Linked DNA regions of Homo sapiens: region 1 is linked to region 2. A link is a loop called in an ENCODE intact Hi-C map of the cell type or tissue named here. Cell type or tissue: breast epithelium. All regions are shown on one strand.

Region 1 (4,000 bases), 47 kb before region 2:
TTTTACCCCAGACGGAGTTTCACTCTTGTCGCCCAGGCTGGAGTGCAGTGGCGCAATCTTGGCTCACTGTAACCTCCGCCTCCTGAGTTCAAGTGATTCTCCTGCCTCAGCCTCCCAAGTAGCTGGGATTACAGGTGCCCACCATTACATCTGGCTAATTTTTGTATTTTTAGTAGAGACAGGGTTTCACCATGTTGGCCAGACTGGTCTCCGACTCCTGACCTCAGGTGATCCGCCCGCCTCAGCCTCCCCAAAAAATGCTGGGATTCCAGGAGTGAGCAGTTTTTTTTTGAATTTTTGAAGTCTCCCTCAGATTCCTGAGGCTGGTCAGGGTGGACAGTGGCCTCCAGGTGGGCGCCCCAGGCCTGGCTGTGACCTGCATGGCCCCTGTGCCCATCTCTCCCCTTTAAGATGCTCTACAACCCTCAGACCCACGTGGGGCCGACCGGATGTCCAGAGGAGCTCTGGGAGTCTGGCCAGTGGGATTTGCCAAGGACCCCGTGGCCAGCCCAGCATCAAAGGGATGGGCTGGTGGCAGCTACTCCAGCTGGTGGGTGAGGAATTTCTTTCACAGAAGTGCATGAGACTGGGCCGCCAGCGTGGTGCCACATGCTGATATGGGGATGACTTGAATTGTGTATATACACAGGGATCCTGCGGAAAGTATTTTCCTGGGCCCTGCAAGCTAAAGGCAGCCCTGGATGTGGGCTGAGCAGTAAGACAGGGACAGCCCCAGCATACACAGCAGGCACTCCCATACACGCAGCTCCCCCTCTTACTCCTCTCCCGGTTGTCATTCTCAGTCTGTGCTCTAAAACGAAGGGAGAGAGAAACACTAAGAGTCTTCCAGAAGAAACCGTAGTTGAGCTAAGAACACACAAGCTGCTGTCAAACAGCTCCAGAGGCCCCCAGGCAGCAAGGATGCCCGAAGGCACCATCTCCCGGTGGCCTGGGAGGGTGGTGGATGAGCCAGGCCGTGAGGCCCCAGCAAGGATGCTCGGTCTCAGCCCAGGTCCCTCACCTGCAGGTGAGGCCCCTTCCTCCTACCCTCCTACCTCCCTCCTCCTGGAGCGGGCCACGTGATCCCACCCTGGTCACAGATTCCCACGGTCCCGATGGGGCCCTGGTGCTGTGGCCAGGCTTGGGCAGCGCCTGGGTGGAGCAGAGGCCTCTCAGAGAGAGGAATGAGGTGGACACGGAGAAGAGCAGAGGCGGGTCCACCGAGGCAGGGCAGTGCCTGCCGGGCCACGTGTTAACCCCGAGCCCACACACTCCTGTGCCCTGAACCTGCGCTCCAGGCAGCACCGCTCCCTCCTCACAACACGGCATCCCAGGACCCGGCTTGGGGAGCATGGCCAGCCCCCTCTCTGCCCCACAGCTTCGCAGAGACAAGCCCTCATGGAGGACCCTGCTAGGGCAATGGGCCAACACCCGGGCCAGCCATTAGACTGGCTGGGCAGCCTTCTAGAATGTACAAGGGATATGAAGATCTGCTCATGTCTGAGGTCTCTCAGATGCATGCCTTCCCACTCAGCACGGAAGCCCACACCATGACCCATCATGAGGAGATGCCCCGGTGGGAAGGGCCAGGGCCAGCTCTGCCTGCACTGTGGCCGCCATGTTTCCTCCTGACTCCCTGGACACCACCAGGAACCTCCCTGCCCCTCCCTCCTCTCCATCCCTCCTCCCATCCCCCCGCCTTACTCGGCCAGCTCCTCCAGGCTGCGGTAGACGTCATCGTCATTCTCTGTGGTCTCCTCTGAGGGAAAAGGCCTGCGGAAGAGAAGGCGAGAGGGAGGTGAGCAGGTCCCGGCACTGCCGGCCAGTGGGACCCCAGCTGGACCCCACAGCAGAGCCCAGTGTGGCCCAGCCAGGAGCAAAGGGGCTCTTGTCCACTCTCTGGAAGGACACAGGGTGCGCGGACACTGATCGGAGTCACAGGACGAGCCAACTGGGCCATAGGGCAAGAGGAGACCCATGCCTACTTGCCAGGGGGCAAGGAATGTGTCACGCCCACTCCGGGCTCCGGGTGTCCAGTGGGAAGACGAGAGGCCCAGGTCAGGGCTGCAGAAAGCGTTCATCTGCTGGGCGACCTGCCTTCCCCTTTACCCACCCTCCCACTTCCAGGGGGTTCACAGTGGAGATGAGGCTCCTCGCACACCTCCTGGTGGGCAGGTGGGAGGGCTGCCAGCTCAGTCCACGCAGGAGAGGAAGCAGGAGGGGACTCCGGAAGGGAGGGGTGACTTCTGAGGCACTGAGGGTAGGGGCTCACCCACGCCACCCACCAGCCACTGGCTTGAGGTCAGGAAGAGAGTCCCGAAAATGAAAAGCCCTCGGACCTTCCGCCTGGATCCACAGCCTCCCCTCCTACAAAGGGAGCAGAAGCCCCATGGGGTCTCCCCAGAAGGAACGCGGCGGTGCTCCCCCACACTCCGCCCTCCAGATGCCCCAACCCTGGTGCCTTTCTGCAGTTCACGATGGTATAGAAATATATATATATATATAACACATAAACTTTAATCATCTGGGCTCTTCTTGAGTCTCATTTTTGTGGAACTGTCATGCATATGTACATAATTATAATTGTTTTTCTCCTGCTCATCTGTCTTATGTCAATTTAATTCATAAACCAGCTCAAGAACCTGGAGGGGTGGAAGGAAGCGCTTTTTCCTCCCCCAGGACCCAAAACATCACTCTGCTCCATCCTCTGCAGACAGACAGATGGGTGTGGCCCCGAGTCTACAGGCCTCCCTGCATAAGGCGAGCCCAGGCCAGCACAGGCCAACCACTCAGAGCTGAAATGTCAGGTCAGCCTCAGGAAGCGGGGAGAGGCGGAAGGGAGGGAGGGGTGGGGAGGGAGGAGAGGCAGGAGAGGCAGATCAAACACCCAGAAGAGGGGGCTGCAGCTGGCTCAACGCTATGGGCCAAATCCACTCATCTCTAGAGGAGACACGAAAGGCCCCTTAATTAAACCAAACAGCCCCCTGTAGCCCCAGGGTGCGTGTTCTGGTAGGAAACCTGTCACTAAGGATGGGACGGGAGATCCCAGCTGGAGGGGCTGCCCGGGCCCAGATGCCAGCTGGGATTGCTTCCTTGCCTGGGGTCAGGCTGACATTTGCTCAGCCCGAGATCCAGCAGGGACGCGCGGTCCGTCCCGGCAGCCCCGCCCCAACCGGAGGCCGGGGACCTGTGCTCCTGCGGGAGGGCAGGGGGGAGTCCGCTGATCTGTGAGCTGGAAACCTGGGTCCTACCTGGCTCTGTCACAGACCTGCAGGGACTGGGCCATTGGTCAGCGTGCCCCTGTGGCTTCCTGGTAAAAGCCCGTGTCCAAGGGCGCAGCACGGCCAGGCCTGACCTCTGCATGGGTGAGCTCAGCTCTCTCCTCCCAGCCACTCTCCCTCCTTCCACCCATCACCATACAGCAGCATCCCCCAGTTGAGGTGTGTGTCCCTGGGTCACAGGCAGAGCTGAGGCTGCCACGACATCCTCACCATCAGGGCTCCGTTGCTGAGACAGTGCCATTTACGGCCAAGAAGCCCCTCAAGGAATCCATCTCCTCCCATGATATGCAGAGCCCCATGCCGACACAGATCCCGCCCAGGTGATGGGGGTGGGGCTGAGGAGCCACAACCTGGAGGGGACTGGCCCACACGCAGGTGACCCCAGAAAGCACAGGAGCACGTGGGGGGCCAGGAGCCAGGGAGGCTCTGCCAGGCTGAGATGTGACTTCAGGACCCAGAGATGGAGGCTTGAAACCCCGCTGCCAGGACCAGCCCTGGGCTGTCCCCGCTCCCGCACCAGCCCCTCGCTTACATGCAGCCATCCCTGTCTCCAACCTCGTCAGTCATTTCTGCTTTTTCTAAATTTTCAGTGATGATTGGTATGACTTCCATAATAAAGAAAAATAGAATCAAAATTCTCATTATGAAAATGTGTCCTCATCAAAAGTAAAAAAATTTTAAACCCCACTCATCTCCTATAAAAGTATGTTACATATAAA
Region 2 (4,000 bases):
GAAACAGATGGAAACCGGCCGCAGACGAAGCTCTGGCATCCAGATTTGCTTCCAAGCGGTTTTACCTTGATGACTGCTTAATCCTGGCCCATCAAGGGACTTCCCAAAATGGCCACTTTATGGATTTTTCTTTTCCTGTCTAAGGGTAGGATTCAAAAATGCACTTTTCCCAGAAAAGATTTTCTAAACCATGAGAGTGAGGACACGGATAAGGACAAGGCCATCTGGAAGTAGAGGAGAAAGAAGAGACGCTGCATGGGGAAGACAGGCCAAGGAAGGACCCACCTGGACCCACCTGCGCCGTCTGCAGGAAGAGGGGCTAGGCATCCCTCCACCAGCCCCTTGCCCACTTGGCACTCACGAGCAGCCCTGGACACCAGGGTACAAGGTGTGTCCCCAAGAAGCTCTGTGTGCCCCACCGGAGGAAAGAGCCGGCAGGCAGCACGGGGAGGGAGAGTGGGCAGGAAGCAGCTGAGCTGAGAGGGAGCCTCTGAACCAGGCAGGTGGTGAGGGACCTGTCAGCCAGGCTCAGGGACTCATGAGATGATAAAGGCGGGCAGGGAAGGACAATGGCCTTAGGGGCAGCCATGGGGAACTCCCAGGTCAGAAAAGGCTGGATCTGACCGATGGTTTTATAAAAGATGCCTTTTACACGAAGCACCAGGGACAGCTTCTCCAGTAGGAATCTTGTATATGAAGAAGGGGTGGGTGCGGGGGGCACTGCCAATGCCACCGCCCAGGGGACCAAGAGATGGCCAAGTGAATGTGATGTGCAGTCCCTGATGGGTCTTGGGACAGAGGACATAAAGGGGAAACTGAGGAAGCCAGAGTCACTTCAGTTAGTGACAATGTGTCCACACTGGTTCATTCATTGTAACCAAAGCACCAACTACTGTGAGGTATGGATGGGGGACCCGGGTGTGGAATACAATCTTCTTTTGCACTAGCTTCTCAATTTTGCTAAGTCTAAAACTGCTCTAAAATATCTAGGTAAAGCAGGGGCTGCCCCTTTGGCAGGTCAGGTGGGCAGCAGGTCAGCTTCTGCGGTCGGCCCTCCAGGACACTGGCCGTGGCTCAGGATGGAGGCAGGTGAACTGCAAGGATCCCTGGGCATGAGCCTAGGTGCTGCCTTCGGTGGCTACAGCACAGTCCCCCCACTGTCAGGTGCTCCCGGGGGCAGCAACACCCCCCTCCATACAGGGGCAGGTTCAGCAAGGGGCCAGCAGCCCAGAGCTGGGGGCCATGGCCCACCCACGTCCCAGAGAGGCTGGGCAGGGAGAGAGGCCCTGCTGGCACAGGGCCCGAGGTGGTGGAGCTAGGACTGGCCTTCAGGCTGCTGGGCTTCCCACCATACGACCCGGAGAACTTGTCCCCAGAAAAGCTGCCTTGGAGCCATGGGCTCCAGACACAGAGAGATGCGGCCTTCCCGCAGGCATGATGCTATCTGCAGATAGCGGAGCGCAGACGTGGGACAAGGCCCTCTGGAATGTGTCTGGACTTGCCCCACAAGGTTCCTCCCAGTGAGACGGGGCTTGTGAACAGGACTGAGAAGGAGGAGCGCCCAGCTCTCCTGCATCCCATCAGGGGCCTGGGTGACAGGAGGGGAGGCCCTGCATGAAGGCTGCAAAGGAGTCTCCAAGGCAAGCTCTGACGGATTCCCAGGCAGCTCGAGCCTCCAGCAGAGGCAGCAGGTGGAGACGAGGAACTGACGAGGAACACAGTCCACAGCTGGGAACACAAGGAAGGGGGAAGGTGCAGAGAAAGGCCTGAGATCCATGGTGGGCCTGGCAGCCAGCCACTGGAAACCGCCGAGGTCCCAGACGTCCTTGAGGGTGGCCTACAAGTGGCCGGGAACTTTGAGAGGCCCTCTCATGTGTCTGATACCAAATGTATAATTTAATATTCTATATTTTCAGCCCAGACAGGAATTAATTATTTAATGTCCTATCAAAACCAACTCCATCCTTCATACTACTCCAGGCAGCGTGTGGGGGCGGAAGAGTTCAGTGGCCCCGGCTGGCATCACGGCAACACTGGGGAGGGCGCAGATCAGACACGCAGCAAGTACGTGCTGAGAACCTGCCAGGGCGCCTGGCACAGGATCCCAGCATGACGCCTCCTGCTTGCCAGGTGCCCAGCGAGTGTGCGGGGCTACAAAGGAGGGCGTCAAGGTTTCAACCTAGTCTCCACTGACTCTCCAGAAGGTTCCTCTCCCAAGAGATACAGTGCCGAAAACAAAAGAGGCAAGAGGCAGCCATCCCCAGATAGCTGTGTGGCAGGCCCCAGGCTGTACGGGACACAGTGGACAGACAGGCCCAGCCATGCCCTGCAGAGCTCTCGGAGATTCCAGGGCAGGAAGCAGACTGTCAATAAACAGAAAGCAAGGCAAAGAACATGCTGGGTCCAGACTGAACCCTGCAGTGAAGCAGGTGAAGCACGCAGGCCGCCAAGGGCACAGACCCTGTCCGCTCAGCCTTCACAGCCCCAAAGGGGCGGCCCTGCTGTGCCTGGCCCGAACATGCTGCCGTCACAGCCAGCCGACATCTGTACGGGGCTGGAGAGCATCCCCTACGGTTCATGTCCTTCCTGGAACCTCAGAATGCCACCTTCTTTGGAAATAGGATCACAGCGGATGTCATGAGTGACGATGAGGTCACCCTGGAGTAAGGTGGGCCCTTAATCCACTGTGACCAGGGCCCTCAAAAGAAGAGAAAAGACATAGGGAGAAAGGGGAGGCCATGTGAAGTCAGATCCCCACCCCCGCGACCTCTGGAAGGAGCGTGGCCCTGCCGACAACACCTTGAGTTTGGAATTCTGGCCTCCAGGAGAGGGCAGAATAAATCCCCCTTGTTTTGCGGCACCAGGTCCGTGATACTTGGCTATGGCAGAGAGTGGACGCCAGAAAAAGGATAAATGTCACAAACACAGCGCTCAGCCCTTCAGAGCAGACAGACTCAGGGATACAAATGTCATAAGGTGACCCCTGGGGCCCCTGAACCCCTGCAGCAGAGGCAGCCAGCCACTGAGACAGGACCCCCAGGGAGCAGGGGGCGACAGCTGAGAGGCCCAGGAGGACAAGAGGGACTCTGCCATGCCAAGAAGTCAGGGACGGTGTGCTGTGACTGCAGGGACAGGGGTTCCACCTTCCCCAGAGGCCTCTGGCACCCTGGGTTCGGGATGTGGGCCCCACACCCACCCCATGCCAGGCTTGGCCCCCTAATGGCCCTCTTTCCCAGGGAACAACCTCCCCAGGCTCCATCCCTATGTCCCCACCCCCTGCTGCTCTCTCTGGATCCTTCCCTCCTAATTGGCATGGAAAGTCAAGTCCCTGAGCCTGCAAAAGACTCGGCTGTCCCCACACACCACTCCTGGAGCAGATGGGCCCTTCATCATTTGCTCATTTCACGTTCCCCTAATCATGCGAAGAGCCCTGGTAATTGACAACGATTCTCTGCACAAATGGCGGACCCACAGAGGAGCGAAGGCGCAGAGACCCATCCGTTGAGACAGCCTCCCTGCCGGGGTGTGCCAAGTGAGTGTGGGGCTGACGGGTGTGAGCCACAGTGGGCAGTCAGGGCCAGGGAGAGGAACAGAGCCGAGTCAGCTGCTGACCTGCTGCAGCAGCTCAGCCACTTAAAAATTCGTCGGAACATGTTGAAACAATGAGGGGATAGAACAACCACTCACCCTGCAGACTCCCAAGTCATCCCCAGCCACGGCAGGCAGACAGCCCAGCAGAGACTCCCAAGTCATCCCCAGCCACGGCAGGCAGGCGGCCCAGCAGCAGGCAGGTTTCAGCTCGGCCGGAGCAGGCCCTCAGGCACTGGACCTGGGGAGGCTTCCGGTCACCTGTGCAATGCCACCAGCAGCTTCTTGCATGCTTCCCATGACAGGGAGCTCACTACCCAAGGTGGCGGACGAGAAGCCCTCCCGGGATCCAGTGCCACTGTGAGGCTCAAGTACACCCCAAAACTCACACTTGAGGTCCACAGGTGACTAG

What was found. Hi-C counts contacts between places; a loop is a spot of excess contacts. Peaks named below come from ENCODE experiments on the same cell type or tissue, not always from the same donor. Only the 100,000 strongest peaks of a DNase experiment are listed, where the experiment ranks them.
Region 1: it touches region 2 in a loop (1.9-fold over the local background); 3 of 110 quality-filtered maps call a loop at or near these places.

What each region holds. Positions count from the first base shown.
Region 1 is chr9:133,832,568-133,836,567 of GRCh38, forward strand. VAV2 (vav guanine nucleotide exchange factor 2) reads right to left here. Exons shown (of 30, transcript NM_001134398.2): 4 at 1,705-1,773. Among named protein-coding and RNA genes, the nearest start is that of SARDH, 96 kb to the left of the region's middle. RefSeq lists an enhancer at 1,487-2,309. In breast epithelium, no CTCF peak of the experiment used is centred here; no DNase peak of the experiment used is centred here.
Region 2 is chr9:133,879,828-133,883,827 of GRCh38, forward strand. All of the region lies in intron 2 of VAV2 (vav guanine nucleotide exchange factor 2), which reads right to left. Among named protein-coding and RNA genes, the nearest start is that of VAV2, 110 kb to the right of the region's middle. RefSeq lists an enhancer at 2,716-3,449. In breast epithelium, no CTCF peak of the experiment used is centred here; DNase peaks (open chromatin) are centred at 2,034 and 2,324; H3K27ac peaks cover 2,416 bases.